Linked DNA regions of Homo sapiens: region 1 is linked to region 2. The links are chromatin loops, found by intact Hi-C in ENCODE. Cell type or tissue: A673. All regions are shown on one strand. Each heading gives the region's core, and the rest is flanking DNA. Links, peaks and the distances in the headings are about the cores only.

Region 1 (11,809 bases), core at 1,789-9,788, 51 kb after region 2:
TTCACAGATGAAGAGATGCAGATGATTTTAGAAGACAGTGTGAAGCTTGTGTCAGGATCACAAAATCTCAGTTAGAAAACACTTGAGAGGTCATTTGGGACCATTGTTCTGTTGTCCCAGTTTTTTGACAGATGGTCACGGGAGTATCAATTGGAACAGGTTTGGTGGTGAGGGCACAGCCCCTGTTGTCCCTTGGTTCTGACACATCCTGAAGGTGGCTTTCTCTATGGGTCCCCCATCTCCCCAAATTACATGCTGTGTCCTCTGGTGCAGCATCAAGAGTCTGAAATCTGTCACCCTCCCTTACTAGCTATGCTACTTTGGGCAAGTATTTTAGGTTTTCTGTGCCTTGGGGTTCTCATTTGTAAAATGAGGACAAGAATAGAAAGTAAATACTAAGGTTGTTGTGAAGATTAATCATATAACACACGTTAAGTGCTTAGAATGCTGCCTGGCACATAGTAAGCACTCAACAGATATTAGTTATTAATACGGAAGACATACAGTCTTATGGATTTGTCCAGATATTTTTTCCCCTCCTTCTCCTTAGAGACACTCTTCCCAGTCTCTGTTAGAGGGAGTCACTTGGGGTCTTACTAGGAATCCATCTTGCAGGCGTTATAAAACCATGGCTCCACAACTTTGACATCTGCATAACCAGTTTTCCAGATGTCATTCTTTTTCCAAATCATGATTTCAAACTAGGAGAATAATTGTATCCTCTCCATGTTGGAGATGCACTCCACCTTCTTGCCTATCATTTGTTCAAAGAAGGAGAATTAGATCTGAGTGGCAGGCAGTGGGCTTGATGAATCATGACAGGCCCTCTGTTTAAATACATCTGGGGAAGGCTGGGTCCAAACCCCTTCCAAGATCGTGGAGCTCAGAGTGCTGTATCTGGATGGGGATTTGGGAACCCGATTTTGTCCAAGGGCAGAGCCAGTATCCAGGGCCTTGCAGACCGTTCAACCAAAGAAGTTGCCCAATGGGGTGGGGCAGAAAGGTAGAAGGCAGGTTCCAGGCCTATGTTGGGATCATGCATCAGGTCAAAGTGAGTGAGTTTGGGATGAAGAGTAGAGAAGAGAGATTTTCTGAAGGTTTAGAATATAGCTATTTGGGGAGATAAATGATAAGAGCTCATGGGGGCAGTCATGACTAAAATGCATGGAACAACGACACATTATAACATATATATATAACATGTATTATATATATGAAAGGTCAGGCAGAATCATGAGAGGAGAGAGGATTGGGAAGACACTTGGCAAAACAGTGAAAAGCCCTGACTGAAACCAAATAAGGTGTGGCAAGCCCTGTCAGCCTCTTTGTACTTCTGTGGAAGATATTTGACTAGAGGATATTTGACTAGAGGGGTTTGTTGAAGAACATTTTGTGTAGACGTTGCCTGAAGTAGTCCAAAGAAGCCTAAAAAATCCATTTTGGGTTTAAACAAATATTTTTACAAGTGTATTGAGGTATACTTGATGTGAAATAAACTGTACACATTTAGAGTGTCTAATCTGATGAGTTTGATATGCCTGTACATCTGTGAAACTATCACCGCAATCAAGTCACTGACCATGTCTATCACCACAAGTTCTTATGAGGTTATTTAACAAGGTAAGTGGTAGATTTTCTAGATGAGGACAGAAGGAAGGCTGATTTCTGCCACAGGTTCAGCCTTGGAGTAGAGAGCCCCGTCAATCATCTAAATCTGGAAAAACACATTGTTCAAGATAAAAGTGCAGTGTTAAATTGAGCTGTCCAAAGAAGGATAAGGAAGTGCCAGTGGAAGCAATTTTTCAACGTTTTGTTTCTAGCACATGTGGAAGTAAAGAGATAGAGAAGAAAGGGAGAGCAAAACACCATATCCAGCTTGGGCCCAGGAGTGTGAGGCTGCAGTGAGCTATGATCACGCCACTGCACTCTAGCCTGGGGGACACAGCAAGACCCCGTCTCATGAAGAAAACAAAACAAAGCAAAACAAAATATCCAGTCAGTAATCATCAAAACAACAGAGCATGCTAGAGATGCTAGAGATGTAGCCTTTCCTTCCATGTTGGGCAAAATGACAGGTAGTGTACATATTTGATCTGAAGGAGGGAGAGGAGCCTCCCCCCACTGCCAGTCCTTTTCCTCTAGAACATGTAAATTCAGAGGCATGTGGCTGGGGAAAAACTGGATGTCACCCATAGTTGTAAATTGTAAGGTGCCTCCTTAATCTATGCTATACTCTAAGCACTGTGGCTCTGTGGTCATACCTTTTATGAGCCTCCAAGAAAACTGTCACAGTAGATGCTACAGTTCATTCCTTTGGCTCCATCTCTCCTCTCTTCTGTCCCACTGGGGGCTGCCTATCTGAGCACCATGGGAGGGCACGGGCAAGCTGAGTGGCTGAGCCTGAAAGAAAGGTAGAAACACTAGCTTTCTCTGGTCCCTATTTCCTAAATTATTTATTCAAGAGAAAATCACGATCTTGTTGGAATTGCTGCTCTACATGGATGGCAATGTTCTTTTTTTTTTTTTTTTGAGATGGACTCTTGCTCTGTCTCCCAGGCTGGAGTGCAGTGGCATGACCTCGGCTCACTGCAAGCTCCGCCTCCCATGTTCACGCTATTCTCCTGCCTCAGCCTCCTGAGTAGCTCGGACTGCAGGTGCCCGCCACCACGACCAGCTAATTTTTTTTTTTTGTATTTTTAGTAGGGACGGGGTTTCACCGTATTAGCCAGGATGGTCTCGATCTCCTGACCTCGTGATCCACCCACCTCGGCCTCCCAAAGTGCTGGGATTACAGGTGTGAGCCACCGCGCCTGGTCAGTGGTTTTTGAGCTGCTCAGAAGTAGAGCTGCAGCAGGGTGGGTGTCACAGGCACAGTAGTAAGACCCTTCATCTCTCTCTGATGGTGCAAGTATCTTAAGTACAGCCAGGTTCTTTGCAATATCAATGTCACCTTGGAAATTGTCTTTGAAACCAGGGCCATAGATGTCCTTTTCTCGGTATATGAAAGTCATTGTGTTACCTTGGGTCTTCCTGTACCAGTTGATATAGTAGTTACCGATCGCTTCTCCTTTCATGGAGCACCTGAGGGTGGCAGGGACCCCTATTGACACAGGCACTGTTTGGTGTTCAGGCACCAACTCAATGGCTGACATGACTCCTGAGAGAAAAGACACAAGAGAGGGGCTCAGTGAGGGCTGGGGGCTGAGGTCATTGAGTAAGGAGCACAGTCCATGAGTACAAGGTCCTGTGAGCCTTGATGTTTCTTTGCTGCTGAGTCTTGCTTGGCCCAAGTTCTGGGGTCTGCCTTACCTGCCCAGAAGAGAGAGAGATGGATGAGGGAGGAGATCCTCTGCATGGCTCACTCAGGGGCAGCTCTGCCTCTCAACCACCTTCTGCCTGGTCCCTCCTCTGAACCAACACACTTGTGAAACACTTGTGACTGAGGAAGTCAGTCCCTATCAGCAGCTGTTTCATTCCCCAGAGAAATCTAGCTGATCACAGGAGGCTCGCAGGGCCTGCTGCCTGCTAATGGGATGACAGTGCCACCTTCAAGACCAATAGTACGGTTCAGGTAAGTTAGGCCAACTGAGAGGAGATTAAGGCAGCTTATTTAATTGGTGACAGGGTTTCTGCTTCCTTCCCTAGACGTTAAATTTGATATTGTTGTTCCAGTTTCAGGTTAGATGTACATGTTAGACACTATGTGGTGATGTTCATAGTTCATACCAAGAAGAATTATTGGCATTTACAGCTGTAATCAAAAGAACCACCAAATGAGGAGATCAACAGCATGTGCACAAAGACTGAAGATGTTGTAATGATTGTTGTGTTCACTGCAAACTCCCTCTAGGCAAAGTTGGATAAGGGTGATTTACCCATGTGTTAAAGAGCAATCCAATGAAACATGGTCTTCCAAATGTGAGCCAGAGTTTCCTGATCTTTATTGAGCTCATCTAGCTTCTTTTCTGAAGGGTTCTTAGGTTACCTGTGTTAAATTACACAAAGCCAAACATTGTAAAAAACTTAGAAACCACCACTACATCTCAACTTATGACGGGCTAAATTTACATGGACTTCAAAAGAGGGGAGGTTAGGATTTTTGGGACCTCCACTTTTGAGTTTAAAGGTCAATCTTTGAAATTTTGAAATCAAACAGGTAAATTAATAATGAGAACTAGAGAGTGCAGCAGAAGCTGGGAAGAGAGTCACCTGGTAAGCAAAAAGGCAAGAGCAAAGGTGGCTTCCATATTGGAGGGTGGATGCAGGACTTACATTCCCAGGTTAGTGGAGGAAAGACTCATCTAAGCTTTCTTAAGTTCCCCAGTGTGACTGGGAACAGACTGCCCTGAAAAAAATTCAGATAGGAGCAGATGAAGTTTCTTGACCCCATAGTAGTTGCTCTCCCCACCCACCTCTGCCTCGCCTCACTTTGCACAACTGCCCATCCTGCCTACTGCTCTTGGAGGACTATTAGCAAGTATTCAAGGTGGTCACATTCTTTGATGTTACACATTATATCATCAGCAACCCTGTCCCCCAGCAGAACATAATGCTGTCTGCTGTCTATAGCTCTTTGAAAGTTGCCAAGGTCAATCTGTTTGGACTTAAATACTTGACCTTTTTCTATCAGGCTGCTTAGTTCTTGGCACATCCTATAAAACCTAGTCATTCTTACTATATGCCAGGCCCTGAGGATTCAGGGTCTGCCATTGATGAATGGCAGACACAGTGTTTTCTTTCATGGAGCTTATGTTCTAGCATGAGAGCCAGTCATCACTTAATAATTTGCATAATTTATCCCTCCATTGCAGCTATAAATATTCTGCAGAAGCAGAAGGACTATGGGAGCATGTTACAGAGGCCAGGTTTGGTCAGGAGGTCAGGGAAGGCTTCCCTGAAGAGGAAGTGGCATTGCAGTTGAGACTGAGTCTGTTTGCCTCTGCACATCCACTCTACTTCTTACTCTGAGCCTGACCTTAATTGGCAGCATCCACCGGCTCTCCATCCCATTTGGTTTGGCCAATGGAGACACCTTCAGGAGACTGGAGGGAAGGAGGAGAGTGCCTTCCTTCACTGGAAGCTATAACTCCTCTTCCACAGCTGCAGGTTTCAGTAAAGGCTCCTCCCCTACACGCTTCAGGCCTGGCATGGCAGCGGTTCTTTGTTGCCAGCCCTGGGTGTTTCACCACCTTCTTTTTGGTTTCCCATAACCCTTCTGTATTAATTTCCTGTAGCTGCCTTAACAAAGTACCACAAACTGGGTAGTTAAAACAATATAAACGTATTGTTTCACAGTTCTGGAAGCTGAAAGTTTGAAATCAAGGTGTCAGCAGGGCCATGCACCCTCTGAAACCTGTAGGGGAATCCTTCCTCACCTCTTCCTAGATTTTGGTGGTTTGCTGGAAACTCTGATGGTCTTTGGCTTGGCTCGCACCTGTATCACTCCAGTCTCCGCCTGCACTGTCTCATGGTTTTCTCTCCCTGCGTGTCTTTGTCTTCACTTGGCTGTCATATAGAATGCCAGTCATATTGCATTAGGGGCCCACCATACTCCAGTATGAACTCATTTAAGGTAACTACATCTGCAGTGACCCTATTTCCAAATAAGATCACATTCTAAGGTACTGAGAGTTAATGTGTCCCTTGGGGGACACATTTCAATCCATAACACCTGTCCACAGCTTTGTAAAAGTCCCTTTCATTAAACTCTCTCTAATCACTCCGAGAGTGCCCTGTCTCCTGCTTGGACCCTGCCTGAAACAGGTATGGGGCATGGGTGGGGAAATAACATTCTATGTAACAAATGAGGACATGTATTAAAAAAGCCTTGAGGCAGAAAGAAGTATAGAGGGTTTAAAGCTGTATTAATATCAAAAGAGTAGTTAGCAGGGCTCAAATAAGCCTGTCTTTCTAGAAAATTATTGTTGAACTATCTCAAATTATTCAGGAAGTCATTTTGAAAAGTCCCAAGAATGTGTATTATGTTTATGACTGTGATTTATATCTTCCACCGGTTAGAGGGAATTTTAAGAATTTATTGCTAATGGCCAAAAACAACCTTCCTCTAGGCCTGACTAAGAGAGAAAGCTGGTATGAACAATAAATCAAAGCCAGAGGTAGAAGACAGTACAGGAGAGGACAGGTGATGATGCGGCGGGAGCTTGGGGCAGAGTGTGGCTAGTGCTTCACCAGGTCAGGAGCAGTCAGCTTGGCCTGGGCCTGTGGCAGGACAAGATGGAACTTCAACAAAAACACAGCCTGTCTCAGGGTGCCCAGGTGGAAGGCAGAAACATCCACCAGGGCTCTGCCCTCAGACCCAACCCTCCTCCGGCCCTGTGTAGGCTGTGTTCTTTGTGCTCAGTCATTCCTTCGTGTCAAGGCCAGCAATTAGGCCACAGCTTCCTTGGTCCTGCCAAGGGGATGTCTGTCCCTTCATGTGATTTCTAGAAAAAACTAATTTTTTTATACTCCGTAAAATGGGAGAAGATAACTCATAGGATTTCTGTGAGAAATAAATGAAATTATACTTGTAAACACTTGGCTCATTGCTTAACGATGTTAATTTTCTCTTTGTCATACAAATAATGATACCTGAGACTTGAACAGTTAGTAGGAGAGGCAAGAGTGTTTTTGGGGGCTTTATCCATTCTCCCCCATAATCTCCATCTCTCCAGAATGGAAGGTTTCCCATTCTTTGATGTCTTTCCCAATCTTATGTGCTATGAAAATACAGCCTCAAGGCAAGTTCCTGAGGCATCTTCCAACCAGGTTGCTGTCCTTAGCCTTTCCTCTGCAGAAACTCAGAAGCTGCTATTGCATATTGTGTTGTATGATTTGTAAATGCTGCCTCACGCGTGTGATTTAGTCTGTTCTTATCTCTGGTGTAATCTCCCAAAAGCACCCGTTGAACCCATACTGGTCTTCAAAAATTCTTATTGAAGTGAAATAATTTCTTCTGCCCACAGGATGTCTGATCTGAAAGCATGTTGTGGTCCGCTACACACAAGAGCAAAAGAAGAGCAGGAAGGAGCTCAGTGCCAAGACCATAGCCACAGGAAGAAAACCAGCTCTTAGGGCTGCAGCTCTAAAGACAGGCCAGGTCATTACAGGAACGTCTGCTCCCTTAGCCTTGCCAGACAGAGGAGGGTTAAGAAAGGAACTGCTGACCCTGATATGCAAACTGCCACGAGTGCTTCCTGCCTTTCTATCAGCATCAGATGGCTAGCGATGGATGGCTGTAAGATTGATGTAATTAACATTTTATTTTCAGGGCCACAGTGCTGGTTGGGTGCACCAGACAAATCAACCAACAGATTAAAGAGTGATGGAGAAAGCTGTGTTTTGGGCCTCATTTGGGAACAGAATGGAAGAGCTGAGGGTGGAAGGGACCTCAGCAAGTCTTCTGATCCATGTTTCAACCTTCATTTCCCCGATAACCTCAAGGAGAGAGTTGCTTTTCCTGTTCTTCAAATGAGTTCCTTGAATTCACACTCTATTTCTTTGAATTTGCACAGACTGTTGAGGAACAGGCGGCAGGGTCACTCTACCTCTGCTCAGACAAGCCTGGAAAAGAAAAATTTTACATAGAAGACTGAGCTGGAAGAGGCCTGGGAACTTGGGAATTCCCACTTCCACACTGCCCACTCTAGTTCTCAAGAGGCGGCAGCTATGCTGCAGTACAGACCACTGAATTTAGATTCAGGAATCTGGGTTTATATCTCACTCCTCCTCTTACTTGCAAGTCACTTACCACACCAGGCCTCGGTTTCCTGGACAATAAAATGGGGATAACGTTGCCCCATGTGGTTGTTGGTGGTCATGAAATTATGCACACGAGCACGCCTTGTAATCTAGGTTAGACCTGCACTAACCTAGATTAGCTGACCAGGGTGGAAGGTGGGAGGGGCAGGCTTCAGTGTGTGACTTACCTAGAGGCCAAGGGGAGTCACCATGGATAGGGCAGCACTTGTAAGTCCTCTGCTCTCTCAATGTGGCTCTGAGAATCTCCAGGAAGAACTGGCTGGTTGAATTCTCAACTCTACCAAGAAAGGTGTGCTGGAGACCAGGGTCATAGACGTCTCCTTGTTGATGTACGAAAATCAGGAAGCCGTCTCGGGTCCTCTTTACCAGGACATAGTGTAATTATTCATCTTCTTCCCTGTCAGTTGGCACTGGAAAATTTTGCTTCTTCTAAAAGGAACAAATATCTCTAGCTCTTGTTGCTCCAACAAGGTGTCTGGCTTGATTCCTAAAGTAAATAAATAAATAAACAAATAGATTGATAGAGAATAAATACATCAAGGTAAAAGGAAGACAGAGAAATTAAAAAGCCACATCAGAGTATCAAGGACTGGGGTACCAGCTTGGGGACCACCCTCCTTTTCAGTATTCCCACAAACTCTCCCTGGGACAACTTCATCAGAGGAGTCATTCATTCATTCATTCGTTCGTTCATGCATCTATTTGGCAAGCATCCTCTGGCTTGTATGGTGTTCTCAGTGCTGGGCTGGCTCTGTGGGGAGGACAGTGATTTGTTCTCCCAGGGGTTTGCCAGACCCAGGGAACTACAGGGCCTGTGGTTCTGAGGCTCCAGGGCTGCTCTCAGCTGAGCTGTAGGAGGACACGAGGGCAGATCTCCCCCAAAGCTTCCCTGGAGGACTGAAGCATTCTGCTTCTGGGACAGTCTGTTGGCCCTTTCTTCCACATCTCAACTTTCAGTGTCTCAGCGACTGGCCTATGTACTCTTGGGCTTGCTTGAGGACCTTGAGGAAATGAGTCTAAATCAGCAAATGCCCTTTCCTCAGGGAACAGCCTCGTTAGTTGTGCATGCAGCCTGGGCCCTTTCTCTTTTTGTTGCACATGGCAGCGTCTTCCACCTACAATGAGGCCAAGAGCTTGGCAGGGGTGATGTTGATATTTAGCTTCAGACTGCTGTTAATGCTTCTTTCCCTCATATTTGTGGATGCTTCTTTTATTTTTTATTGTAATATACTTATTTTGGATCTTAAATTTATACAGCAATGCAGCTACTTCCAAGGAAGAAGCCAAAGTGCCAATCTTCCATAAGACAAGAGCCTGTAGCCACGGCACAGGATCTAACACAAAATATTACTGCGTTAAATATAATTTTTAGCAGCAGTTAAATGCCTGCTGCCGTACTCTGTCCATATCAAGTGCCCTGCAAATGTTGATGCTGAATTAAAGAAAACACAAAACAAAACAAACATAATGGGAAGAGGGAGTAAGTAGAGTGGGCGATGAAAATTAAATGAGAAAAAACAAAGTTAAAGCATGAAAAAAGGTTTAATGGAGTATTATAGAATTATCTACTGAAAGGACAAAGTAGAACAAACTAAAAATAAAAAGGCAATATAACAGCTTAGATAAGAGGAATGTAGAGGCAGAGAAAAGCTGGAGAGGTAATTAGGACAATTACCTCCATGCAATGGTTTTCAATCTTGGCCCCACACTGGGACCACCGGGGGAGTTTTAAGAACTACTGAAGCCTAGGTGCCACCCCCACGGAGTCTGATTTCATTAGTCTGGGGTGGGTTTTGGGCAACAGGATTTTAATAACTTCCTTAGATAATTCTGATGTGCAGCCAGGGTTGAAAGCCACTGTGTAACAAAAAGAAGAATTGTAGGACAGTAAAGGCTTATACACTGTTGTACTGAGGGGACAAGGAAGAGGTGTCACCTGTGACCATAGGGCCTGCTGTGGCATTGGGATCGGCCAGTCTTCTGCTCCTTGTCCTTTCTCTATGACCAGCGCGGACCCCCAACACCTTTGCTGCCTGGTGATTGCTCACTTCTTACAAACTTACGTCAGCACCAACCATCTCCCTGTTCCCTTGATCTCTTTCAACAGTGCTGGGCACTTAGTGGGTGCTTAGTAAATATTTGTTAGGTGCTATCATACCTGGCATTCTGGGTCCTTCTGTGCTAGTTGAAATGGGCTAAGTCTGTGTTCTTGGTTTCTCCTCCTAATCCTGCTCTGACCTTTCAGATAGAAATTTTGTCCTATCCAGCTCCCTTCTGAGAGGTAGAATTCAGTTGGGGAGCCCACTAGCTGGGATTCCTTACATTGGGACATCACTGTGTGTGTGTGTGAGATGGAACCCAGCCTGTAGCGCACTGGACTCATAGAGTAATGGGTTCTTGCTATATTTCAACTTTGCATTCTTTTTCCCTCCCTCCCTCCCTCCCTCCCTCCCTCCCTCCCTCCCTCCCTCCCTCCCTCCCTTCCTTCCTTCCTTCCTTCCTTCCTTCCTTCCTCTGTTTTTGTCTTACAATTCCCAGGCTCATGGCAGACCATAGTAATCCAAGGAGACCTACCATTAGGAGTGAAAATGTGTCCAGTTCCCTGAAATGGCAACTTGTTTTTGGAGGGAGATAGATTGCTTTCTGCTCTCCTGGAATTGCAGATTTCACAGTGAAGATTTGCTGCCCCAGGGAGAGCAGTGGGTGGAATGTAAAGTTATTGCTGTCTCTGGAAATCCTCTTTGATTTGTTCTGCTCGCTGGAAGACAGTGGGGGTGTGCTGGTCCCCAGGTAGAACTCAGAGAAGCCACGGCACAGGTTTTCATGCTAATAATAGACTAATCCTGTGTTTTTGTTTGTAGAAGCCCATTTATAAAAAATAAAATAATGGTAATTATGTGCTTCCATTCAACAATATCCCAATAAAGAGGTAAAACTGGAAAAACCTGGATTGGGAGCAGATGGAAAATTAGTTTAAATGGGCCCGAACAGGAGCCCCTCCCTCTTTGTAGTAGTCTCTGCACACAGGAAAAAACATTTCCCACTTTCCTCCTCTGAAGTGGAGCAAAGAATTTTGCTCAAGATTCTTGGTTGGGAGTAGGCTGAGGGGATAGCGCAGTGTTAGAGAGAATATAAATGCTCTTTTCTCCTCCTTTGGTGGTGGGACTTATGGAAATGTAGAGTGTTTAGTGTCTACAGAGAGCTTAAATTTTGTGGCTGGAATCATACTTCTGTGGAATTAAGATTTTATTATATAGATCTTACATTCCTTCAGTTGGCCGATTACCCCTGGGGCACCACAGGGTGGTGACAAGGGTGGGCCCTCCCAGAACCCTAGGGAAACTCCCTGCTTCATCCCCTATGGGGAAGCAAATAACTACCTTTCATCCTTCAATCCAAGGGAGAGGAGAAAGCTGTAGGAGCATTTCTGGGAGTGAGACCCTCCCCCACTCCACCTCCAATGGGAGACAGTGAGATGACCCTATCTACTGGGGTGGGTCTATGATGCCAGAGGAGGGGAGAAGACAGATGGATGGGGACTTGTCCTCTTTCCCTTGGGAGAGGGGTGGTGGGCCCGGCCCTCCGTGCCAGGGGCTCCCATAGTCATTGACAAAAACTTGCATCACGCAACAGTTCCACAGGTACATCCCAATTCTTGAGCTAATATACCTACTACCTTTTGCTTAGTTTTATTACAGACTGGGAGGAAAAAGGAATGAGGCTGAAAGATTGCCAGAACATGGAGTCAGAGCTAACGAGGAAACAATGGAGGAGGAACATGGAATTACTGCAGGATACTTTTGGGAAGGCAGCTGTGTAGGTTTAAAAAAAAAGTGGCTCAGAATGTAGCTTTGGGGGCTAGAAAAGAGTTCCTAAACCATCAAGTGGGAAAGTGAGTACAGTATTTGAGTGGGATCTTAGACTTACAGCAGCTTGGGCCACTATAAACCAGTGTCCTGGTCATGTCCCAGGAACCTCACCCACTGTGCGTCTGCTGCTGTCCCATTGCCATAACCTGCACACCTCAGATATTCTTGCTGGTTATGTG
Region 2 (11,470 bases), core at 1,123-9,122:
AACCTAGCAGGCTGCCTTTTGTTGTCCACCCTGCTCTACAGATTTATAAGAAGATAACGGCCTGCTGATTTACGGCTTGTTCTGACCTAGGCCAGGGAAGGAGACGCTGGTGGGCCACCAGGGATGCCAGGTTCCCTTTTTCATCACTGGAAAGACAAAAAGTACCACTTCTTTGTTGACTGCTGGGAGCCTAATTGCAGAAACATATAATTCTTAAAATACTTTTCCCCTGTAGATTTTACAGGTCAGTTAAGAAAATATATAATTGGTGAGATAAACCTGCCCTACAAAAGAATAAAATACATGCTAAAGCCAATCATAAAAGAATATTTGGATTGCCCGGTGTTTTAGGTTACCCATGCTGTTGGGCACATTTTCTTCTGAAGCTAAGCTACTTACCCAGGGCCGCTGTGGTTAACCATGTCCCGGTCCCAGAGGTAAATCTGTTGTCATTTTTCATCCCACCTCTGGCCCGTTGACAACCCCCCAGCTCCCTTAAGGCAACGATAATGTTTCCTCGGAAACTGACTCAGATGATCCATGGGAATAACTGTAGGCTCTTAATAAATATTTGTTAAATTGAATTGTATTAAACACTCATCTTTTGTTCCTGTTTGTTAAGGCACATTAGAATCTCTCACTGATAATTTTCAGATAGAAAAAAAAATTCTGCCAAATATTACTTGCTGAGTTTCATGATTCCTCTAGTGTTGGCTCCAAATGTCAGTTTCCTATTAACCCGGTACCCACAGGAGTGGGCACCTTTACAAAAACCAGAGGTGTCAGCATGGTTGAAAGGGATGTGGCATCACCTTTGTTGACAGAGGCACCCCTCTGTTCCCCACAGGAGCCCCATTTTGCCTTGGAGAGGGCTGCCCTCTTTCTGCCTTTCAGAGCAGAGATAGGAGAGAGCAGAGTGTATTTCAGGGATGAAGACAATGAATAAGATAACAAAATGTTATCACACTAGACAGAGCCTTCTTCTTCTTCTTCTTTTTTTTTTGGCCAAATCGATAGTGTCCCAAAGGCTGTTTTCAGCACTTTTCTCTCTCCCAGATGTAATAATAACCGGATTTCAAATGGCATATGGGCTTGGACCGCCAGGCTCTGATGAGTCACACATAGTCAACCAGGAAATTATGCTACCCCCCAATGAAGAAACATGTTTTCCCTTTTCCTCCTGCTGGGCAATGAGGAGTTCAAGCAACATGCACAGGGGGATATGAACTAATAACTCTTGGGTCAGTTCTATAATTTTACACATTAGCATCCTAGAATGTGAGACTTGGAAGGAAATTTAACAGCTGCCTGGGCCAATGCCCTCATTTTAGAGATGAAAATGCTGAAGCTCTGCGGGATAAATTTGCTCAAGGTCATGTAGATAGGTAGAAGCAGAGCTGGGACTAGAACTCCGGACACCTGAGTTCCACTCCCGCCTTGTGTGACTCCCTTTATGTGACTCAGGAGAACAAGGACCTTCTTTGGGTGGTCTCTGTCCCCAGGGGCTCTGCCAGCTGGCTCAGGGTGTGATTATTCCTGCTAATTATACAAGGATGAGTCCACATAGGAATAAATCACACCAGGGAAGTGTTTGGCCTTGACACATTGTTTATGATTTTAGAGAGAATTATAGAACGTTCTCATTTATTTAAAAATTTTATTTCTTAGGCTGCAGGCAACAGCAATTGATAGCAGGGGAAATGGTCCATGGAAAAGACAGAAATGGAAAAATTTGCCCTTTACCAAAAGGACAATCCAATGGAGAATTGGCTCTGATTATTCTTTCTCTGCAGGACTCATTTCAGGGAATGACATCGAGAGCAGGAATGGGAAATACAAAATGGTGTGGGGTTGCCTCCTGCTTCTGCTCCCTTGGTAAATATTGCTAATAAACACATCACTCTCTTCCTCTGAGTATAGATGTGGCCTCAGAATCTTTCTTACCAGCATGCTCCGCATAGTCTCTACCAATTGTTAGCTCTTGATAATGGAGATATAATCTGTTTGCCCTCCCTGCCCTGGGGAATAATAGGAGAAAAGACCCTGCAGATGGCTTTAGAAATCTGGTTAGCAAGAGTCAGGTCAGGTCCCACACAGCCCCATCATAAAAAGTATCACTGACCTGGTTGGACCAAGACTGTTCTTGCTACAGGCTGCTCCAGCGGTGGCAACAACAACACCATGGAGTGTCCCTTCTTCCTCACAGTTTTCCTTCAAACGCTGGCTTTGTGGAGGGCATTGGGCAAAAAACCATAGTAGGGTTCTTCACACTTGTTCTTGCCCATGGGGCCCTCAGCAAGGTCTTTCCCCAAAGCAGAGGCCCTGGGTCCCCATGGCGCTGTCCCAGCCTGGTGGTGAAGGTTGTCTGCAGGACCTTGTCCCTCCCTGGTGTGCTTCCTGCTATTCATCAGGCCAGGTCTGTCCCAGGGATCTCGGATGGAATTGCTACAGGAAGAAAGTGATGCAGAAATCCTTTCTCTAGCCCACTCACCCCCATTTCCACACGTTCAGATGTTTCTAGGCTTTTCCTTTTTAATCACATTTCTATTCTTTCGTAAGAAAGAGATGCACTTGTCTCTATCCATCCAAAGAAATTTCCCTATGTCCTCTACTGTTGCATTAGGCTTTTTGTAGACAAGAAAATGTCCATTTATCCTCTTAGGGTGCTATCTCATATCCTTAAAGACAGTCCTCTTTGGGTGACTGGTGGAGGATAGTCCCTTTGGGCCAACAGAGAAGCAGCTGCCAGTCTCAGAGTTGAAAAGGGAATGGAGACAGAAGCAGCAGCTTTGACTTGAATTGTGAACAAAGAATGTTTTCCTTCCCTGATCTATTTTCTATCAACCTCCAGTATGACCTATTTATGGAGATGCGATAATTAGTAGCAGCAGAGGGCGCTACAATGTCAAAAACAAAGCCGCCCACCTCAAAGGAAACAAGAGAGAAAAGTCCCTCTTCTGAGTGATATGAGTGATCAAGATCCAAGCTGTGGGACAAGGGTGACGTTCGCCAAATCTCTTGGCTCCCACCTTGTCTGAGGACCCCTCTTGAGTGGCAGTTTTGGGCTAATGAAAGGCAGCCCTTCTTCGCTGGTGGGCGGGTGGGGCCTGCAGGGCAAGTGGGGTCTGCAGCACCCTCAGCACCTTGGGAAGAGGCATAGTCTCCAGATGCCAATAGGAAGATGGGTTGGAGAAACTTAGGGCAATACGTCCTTAGTGGGCCACTGAATCTTGAGGCTTTCTCCTATTCCTCAGTGGTGGGGTCACTTGATCATGCATTGTGGCCTCTCATGAACAAGCCTGTTACAATGTTTGGAAGACATAAGAACAAGGGGCTGGAATGCTCACTTCTCATGCTCCTAATGCTCTTAGGGACTTGGGGAGAGCACAGCTGGCTCATGTCTCAGAGGATCACAGGTCTCAGGGGATCACGGAGCTCTAGGACATGCTTGCAGCACTGAAAGCAAATTAAAGATGTCAGTCTTTTTTTTTTAACCATTGATTGATACAACATATCAACAATCTTTTGCTAGATTTTGCAACTTTAAAATTTAGATTTACTCAGCATCTTTTCCCTGAGCAGCATTGATGAGAGTAACACTCTTAGGAACTCTATTCATATGTCTATTTAATAAAAATGGCAACATTTAAATTAAATATGCAACAGCAATACCTGACATTCATAGATCATTTATCTGCTGGGTGTATTGCATGTGTGACCTCACTAAATTTTCCAATAGTCCTGTGAGAAAAGCTATTACTATCTCCATTTTGCAGATGGAGCAATTGAGACTTGGAGAGTTAGGGCATGCTTAAGGTCACACAACTGGTAAAAGCCGGAGCTGATGTGAACCCAAGCAGGCTGGCTCCGGGATCCCACTCTTAGCCATTATACTGCATTGCTGTGCTCAGTGCCTGCCCTTCCTTGGGGGAGGGATGCCTTTCAAGGAATATTGCAAGGACACCAGGGCAAGAGAGTCATGATGATGCTACCCCAAGCAGGACTCAGGTTATGTCTGAACCTTCCATGTAAAGCATTATAGGAGAGGATGTGTCCTTCTGTGTGAAGGTCCATTAAACCCACTTCTCTGTGCTTGGGTATGGTCAGACGTGGGTGAGGTTGGGCAGTTAGAAGAGGAGGAGCAATTTAACTTGAAGATGGTTATGGTCTAGATCAGGAAGGGAACAGTCAGCTCTCATATTAATATCAAGCCCAGACAACATCTTTAGAGCAGGGACAGACACTAAGAGACTGTGGGTGGGGAGTGAGCATAATCCTTGGACTTGGGAGAACCGGAAGCTCTGAAATGGACTTCCGCCAGCAGGGAGCTGGGTCTCGTGGACTGGACCCCTGCCGGCAGGCGGCAGTGCAGGCCTGGGCAGCCAATGCACCGGCAAGGCAGCCCCTGGGCCCTCAACATCCCTCTTCCACATCCAGGGGCCCTGAAGATGCTCATGGTGGGACTCTGGCCTGCCTGGTGCTTACTTTTGGTATTCTGCATGCCTAGCATTGCCAGATAAAACACAGGATGCCCAGTGGAATTTGAATTTCAGATAAACAATGAATACTTTTTTAGTATAAATGTGTTCCAAATATGGCATGTCCCAGCTACCCGTATTACTGAAATTTTTGTTGTTTATTTGAAATGCACATTTAACTGGGTGTCTTGTATTTTTATTTCCTAAATCTAGGTGAATGGTGAGTTTTTAAGTGAAGAAATTGCATTCCTTTTTTTTACACAGATATTTACTGATTGTCTGTGATGCGGTCAACACAAGCCCAGGGGCTGGAGACATATCAGTGAAAAGATAAGCTCCCTGCCCTCATATAGTTTATATTATCGTGTGTGTGTGTGTGTGTGTGTGTGTGTGTGTGTGTGTGTGTGTGTGTGTGTGTAGGGGAGAGGTGAGATGGGAGAGACATAAAATAAACATGTATGAATCTGATGATTTCAGATAGTGATGTGAGGGAAAATAAGAACAGAGATGTAATTGAGGTTGGTTATGGGTGGCATGGGTGACTAATTTAGTTGGAGCTGAGAACTGTGAAAAATTGGAGACAGAGTTTCAGGTAGCTAGAAAAGAGAGACATAGAAAGGACGAGAAGGAAGGCCACTGCAGCTGAAGGGAAGAAAGAGAAGGAGCAGATGTGAGGTGAGGCTGGGGAGGAAGCAAGGGCCAGATCGTTTGCAGATGTTACAGGCCTGGGAAGGAGGTCCAGCTGTCATCATCTGATGTACATTTTATGAAGAACTGGAGAATGGATTGTCCAGGGACAAGAGCAGAAGCAAGGGGGCCAGTTAGTGGGTTATTGAAGCAGTCCCTGTAAGAGATGATGGTGTTTATAGAAGGTGGTTGCAGTGGAGATGGAAGAAGTAGATGGATTGGAGATATATTTTCATGGTAGAACTGACAGGTCTTACTGATGAAGTGGATGTAGGGAAAAAGGGAAATGAAGGACCTTCTAGAAATACTCCTAGGAACACTCCTGCATTTTGGGGAGTGAGTTAGTCAGTGTTCTGTTTTTCACAGCAGTGCCTCCCAACTGTTGTCATATTGATGGCTTACATGGAAAACTGTATTTGTAGTGCTCCTGACTGGGAGGGGCTGGCTCAGGGGCTCCAGCCACCCCAGGTACATGGGCACTCTGAACACTATCTCAGCAAGCTTATAACCCACTTATGGCAGTTCACCTGCCGGGAAGCTCTGTTCAGGATTTTCCAGCTGGAGCCAAGTGTGTGCTGCAGTGGGCCCAGTGAGAGATGGAAAGTCAAGCTGGTGAAGTGCAAGAAGCACTTAGGATCAGGACACTCCCTCAAGCATCTGAAATCAAAGATTTCTGGAATTCAGGTCTAGGACAGATTTTAGAAAGAATCTGGTCCAACCCCCTTTCCTTCCTCTTTACACAGAGGAGTAAGGGAGTTGTCCAAGGTACTCTTTCACTTATTCCATTTATTGAATAGAACAAAGTGTGTGGAGCCGTGCTAGATGCTATGAGACAGTGTCACTCAAAGTACGACATGTGATTAATGGACTAGTACACCAGTCTGTGACCAGAGGATACAGAAATGGAGAGTGAACTACTTTTGTAGCAGTTGGATATCCAAGAACGCCATCATTAGTCTTGCAGTTTTCTTTCCTCCCTCACTTCCTCTCTCTCTCCCTTCCTTTGTTTTTCTTTTCTTTTCTTTTTTAAAAGTAATCCATTTTTCATTGTCATATGTGTTAGTTCAAGATGGATTGGGGCCAAAATCATAATAGCAATAGCAGTTTCCTTGGCTGAGCGCATTTGCCTCTAGAAGTCACAGCTGAATCAGTCACATGACCGTCAGCGCTGCCAGTCTCCTCTTGTTTTCCTCCCGTCTTCTTTCATTAGAACCGTCAGATAGTCTCTGAGATCTTAGGAACCCTGTTTTGTTGTATATCCTCTGCCCTGATATGAAGAAAAGATGATTCTTACTGTGGGCTTTAGCTTTTTGTTTTTCTGTAAGTAGTTTCATTTGTTTACATTCCACTTGCTCTATAACCCCATTTCTCCTTCTCTGACTCTTGAAGGCTTTTTCTCTTGCACTCTTGGTTTTTGGTTATTTGCTGCCTTTGGCTTTATTTCTGTGTCCTTCTCTTGCCTCTGCTCATTGAGTTCTTCTGGGCTAGGCATGTGCTGTACTCACTGTCTGGGGGGTGCAGAATTCACTATTTCCTCATTGTCTTTTTCCCAGACAGGGGCACGCTGTGTGACAAAGTAACCCAGAGTTCCCCGGACCAGACGGTGGCGAGTGGCAGTGAGGTGGTACTGCTCTGCACTTACGACACTGTATATTCAAATCCAGATTTATTCTGGTACCGGATAAGGCCAGATTATTCCTTTCAGTTTGTCTTTTATGGGGATAACAGCAGATCAGAAGGTGCAGATTTTACTCAAGGACGGTTTTCTGTGAAACACATTCTGACCCAGAAAGCCTTTCACTTGGTGATCTCTCCAGTAAGGACTGAAGACAGTGCCACTTACTACTGTGCCTTTAGCACTATGATGCAGGTGCCCAGGAAGTCATAACACAAACTCCTGGGGCACAGCTCAGCAGAGCTGCCTCTTAGGGCAGGTCATGTCTGGGACTTGGCATCCTTCTCTTAGCCATTTTGGGTTCCAGCCTGGCCTTTAGAAGTGACCTAAAGTGTCTTCTGAGAAATAAATGGCCTGGTCAGATCCAGGGGAGCACCCTGGCTTCAGAGAAGCAGAGTATCTCCCCACTTCTGACTCACGGGGCCCTTGCCACCTGAATGACTCCTGGTAGGCAAAGGAGAACTGCATGTTTACAGAGCGCTGTCTTCGTGCCCCTGGTGCCCTGGTCGTCCCGATACAGAAAGGGGCTTGACAAGCCTGTGCTGCATTTTCTGTGAGTGTTTCAGGATGCAGGTTCAGGTGCAGGTAAAGGGCCCATCTAAGGCGAGGCCGTCAGCCGTGTCTTTATTTTAGTCACCACCACCATTTATCCATTATTATGAATTGATCTGTTTTCATTGCAGAATTAAATTAGGGCCAGATGTGGTGGCTCATGCCAATAATTGCAACACTTTGGGAGGCTGAGGCGGGCAGATCACTTGAGGCCAGGAGTTCAAGACCAGCTTGGCCAACATGGCGAAGACCCGTCTCTACTAAAAATACAAGAATTAGCCGGGCGTGGTGGCTCGCGCCCGTAGTCCCGGCTACTCGGGAGGCTGAGGCACAAGAATCGCTTGAACCCAGGAGGCAGAGGTTGCAGTGAGCCGAGGTGGTGCCACTGCATTCCAGCCTGGGTGACAGAGCGAGATTCTGTCTCAAAAAAAAAAAAAAAATTAAGTTAGACACAAAGTTATTTACTTAAAAGACTTTTCACCAATTTACTTTTTTTTTCCCGCATCTTTTTATATCCAGCCACCTTCTCCTTGATGTTCTTTGACACCTCCATTTTACTTATTTTATTTGGAGAACATTTTCTTTTTTTTCACTGCAGAGCACTGAGGCACTCCTGGAAAGTTGTGACTTCCAGAATTCCAGCTGCCAAGTCCCTGAGTTTGAAGCTCAGTGGTGTCTCCGGCAGAGAAAATTTCCTCTGGGGCAAACTGACTATGTGATGTTGAAATAGATACACACCCTCAGTCCCTGGGAATCAGTCCCTCCTTCCTCTTCTCTTGAATTATCTGCCTTAATAGAACTATTAGAGTTATTAGATATAATCTTAGAAATAGAAGAGGCCTTACATGTTATTTTATAGAAACTACACTGCAGTCCAGAGACATGGTGGACATTCTCAAAGTCGTATACCTGGATAATGACAGGCCCAGAGATGCAGCGTTACACTTCCAGGGCTCTCTTCTGCAGCTGTACCCTAGGTGGCTCTATCAGTGAGTGGTTTGGGCAGCAGTTTATGTGCTCTTCAGAAACAGTGGACAAGAGTAGCCACTGTATAGAACAATGGAAAGAACAGGGGATGAGGGAGCCAAAGACCTTGGGCATGTGGCTTGGCTTTCTGGGGCTTCTGTTCTAATGCCTACTGAGTGTGACACATGTCCATCTCACAGTTCACATATCATGGCCCCAGATCAGAAGGCAGCCATAATCCCTCCTGGCTCTTGCCTTAAATCTTCCCTGGAGGCTCCTTTTGGTGTGGGAAATTCATGGTCCTGTGATATGCCAGGATTTTTTTTGTTTCTGGCATAGTGGGCTAGAGGGTGGCTCATTTATATGCTAAATATGGGACAATCCTGAAGTTCATTCTAGCTGATACTCACTTTGACATCTTGTCCTCATTTGGGGATGCAGTATGTTCTTATAGCAGGAACTTTGGGCTGAAAATCTTGAGACCTTGGTTCTGCTCCCAGCAATATCCCTGCCTCACTGAATGACTCTGGACATGATACATACTTTTTTGAGGAGAGGGCATTTTTGTTTTATCTGAAAAATGAGAATATGATCTTTTTGTTCCTAACAACTTCAGAGGAAACACCCTAATATTACACAAGGTAACTCGTGAATGTTTTGGAAATCAGCATTCCTTACACATACAAGGTGTAGTAGACATGATGGGGGAGTTTGCTGTCGGGGATGGCAAGTGGAGTTGTTGGCGACAGTCACTCTTTCACTTGTAACCTCATAACCCCCGACTTGATGCTCCACATAGGTGCTGAGAGAACCACAATAATGGGTTGCTAGGGCTCTGCACCTGAGCAGTGCTCCTGGAAAAGGCTGTGGCCTTCCTGGGTGGCAGTAGCAGAGGTCACTGGCCACGCTGCAGGTGCTGCTGTTGCTCTTGCTGTAACAGCGGCATCAGCAGAGGCAGCAGGAAACCCGAGGCTGGGTCTCCAAGGCAGGGCCTCTGTAGGCTTGGGGCTCAGGAAAGTGCAGTGTGACCCATAAGTTCAATTTGGCTTTTGGCTGACTAATAGTGAGCTCACAGAGCTGAGTTTCCCCCTGTGGTGATCTGCAAAGAGTAAAGCCAGAGGCGAGGTGCACACAATGCAGTTTAATAAATGCAATAGAGGCAGAGGCTGAGAAGAAAGGCAGAAAACCATCAATGCCAAAGTCCCAGGCCAGAGAATCAGTGTCCAATGGTTTCAAATACAGATTGGCAGGCAAAAGACAGTAAAAATGTTGTTTTTATAGGGAAAGATAGGGGTCTCATTTCTGTTCCTCCCTTCAAAAACACTTTCACAGTGAGTTGCTTGAAAGCAGACTTGTGTCTTCTTTGTACTCTCAGCATAGTGCCTGGAACTCAGAGGGAGCTAATTCATGCATGTTAAATCAATTAACAGAAAGCAGTGCCTTTCCTCTGTATTTTACTCTGATTTTTGCTAATAGATTGGAGAGTATTTAGATGAGATTTTGGAAACCTCATTGCCTGCTCATAAAGTATTAGCAAATTCAAATGTAATCTCATTTGTAAAGTATTAGGAGAGGCAGAAAGTGCTGAAACTTTGTCCTCCTCCACGCCATGCAGAATCTCTAGTGTGGCTCCTGAAGTGAACATAGAGGGTGGGACAAGCCGTGAGGACAGGAGGAAGAAGATGATGCTGGTTTGTAGCAAATCTAGTGCTCAGTTGAGCAGAGCCTTCCATGTTTAGATAAAAGGGCACCCGCTCTTCTTCTCCCAAGGCCTATTTGCCTCATGAGGAATGAAGCTGTGAACCTGTTGGTTCCCACTTTCTACTTCAAAAGGTAAAGAAAGTCAAAAGGAACAAAACATCATTTTCAAAGTGTATCACTTGTAGGAGTAAAAAAAGAGTCCTATATCTTTTTATATCCTTCTATCCCTTTATAAAACAGCATACAAAGCAGTTAGGACATAAACCCCCCTTCCCCAGGACTTTTGTCTTCCCATCAAGCTGGAGGATGAGCTGGGTTTGTTGTCTTTGAAGAAAAAGTGGTTTGGCTAGCAGCCATTTTAACAAGGCTATGACAGGTCAACTTGAATCACAAAGAAGTCAGAAGCCAAGGAGATGCATTTTTGTAAGCCTTTGGTTTCTTCAGGAGTGTAGCTTCCTCATGCCAGTCAGCCTGCAGTGAAGAAAGTTGTTATAGAATAGACTGCCAGTGCTAGAAGGAATCGTAGGGGTCATGTAGTCTGGGGTTGGCCGGTACTTGCTATACTGTACCATTGCAGACATCACTAATCTATTGTGGCTCACTTTCCATGTACACATGGCAATAGCTCAGCTAGTTCAGCTATCAGTGTTGGCACAAGTCATGAGACTCTTTTGTTCTCCTTTGGTTATTATTTTTTTTAACTCATTTGTTTTGCAGATGCAAAAACCCAGGCCCAGAGAGATGAAGAAACCTGGCTAAGGTAACATGTAAGTTAGTGTCAAAATCAGGATAAAACCCAGATCTTCTGACTCTTAGTATAGCTCTCTTTTTACCCAGCCACACTGCCTGTGTCCCTGGGACTGTTAGTAAAATAACAGGTGAGCTGGACCCCCTTTTTGAGATGACTGGGTATGTTTACTGTCTGGGTCAGATCAGTCAAGTACTCTGAGTCTAGGGTTGTTCCTAGAACAGAAGCTGGGGTTGATGAGCATTTGTGAGTATTGGAGAAGGAGTGAGGGGGAGAAGCCTCACACGCAAACCCAGGCCCTGGTTTCAATTTCGTGTATGAGATTACCTGAGAACGGAATGCAAGTAACAGGCAAATAATTGACATCTCAAACCTAACTGTGTATGCATCCTGAGTAGCTAATAGTGAGCTGTTCACTACTAATGCTGTGTGTAGGTTCATCCCAAAGACAGGCTGATCCACACATAGACAGGCTGGTCCTATGATTAAGGAGTGTGAGCTGGCATTCCCTTTATCAGGACAAAGATAGGTTCTGCTTCCTCTGGATAGTCTTCAGGCAAAGCTTTACTTATGGCCTTGCAAATAACCCATGGTCTCTTGGTCGATGAACAAAATAGCAGTAAAGAAGATGAATTCTCCTTATTTATCTTCAGTTTTCTCCCT

What was found. A loop is a pair of places that touch in the nucleus more often than their neighbours do. Peaks named below come from ENCODE experiments on the same cell type or tissue, not always from the same donor. Only the 100,000 strongest peaks of a DNase experiment are listed, where the experiment ranks them.
Region 1: it touches region 2 in a loop (3-fold over the local background); 8 of 110 quality-filtered maps call a loop at or near these places.

The regions. Positions count from the first base shown.
Region 1 is chr14:22,414,092-22,425,900 of GRCh38, reverse strand. The region is part of intron 2 of TRD-AS1 (TRD antisense RNA 1); the gene reads left to right. It also overlaps TRA, TRD and TRDV2. Among named protein-coding and RNA genes, the nearest start is that of TRD-AS1, 63 kb to the left of the region's middle. In A673, for the core only: a CTCF peak has its summit at 5,049; DNase peaks (open chromatin) are centred at 5,060, 8,730 and 9,520; H3K27ac peaks cover 6,365 bases.
Region 2 is chr14:22,464,593-22,476,062 of GRCh38, reverse strand. The region is part of intron 2 of TRD-AS1 (TRD antisense RNA 1); the gene reads left to right. It also overlaps TRA, TRD, TRDC, TRDV3 and TRAJ61. Among named protein-coding and RNA genes, the nearest start is that of TRD-AS1, 13 kb to the left of the region's middle. RefSeq lists enhancers at 3,869-4,368, 4,190-4,484, 4,369-4,870, 11,328-11,470. In A673, for the core only: CTCF peaks have their summits at 2,688, 2,889 (motif pointing right) and 4,346 (motif pointing right); DNase peaks (open chromatin) are centred at 1,152, 2,912, 3,392 and 4,302; H3K4me3 peaks cover 739 bases; H3K27ac peaks cover 4,915 bases.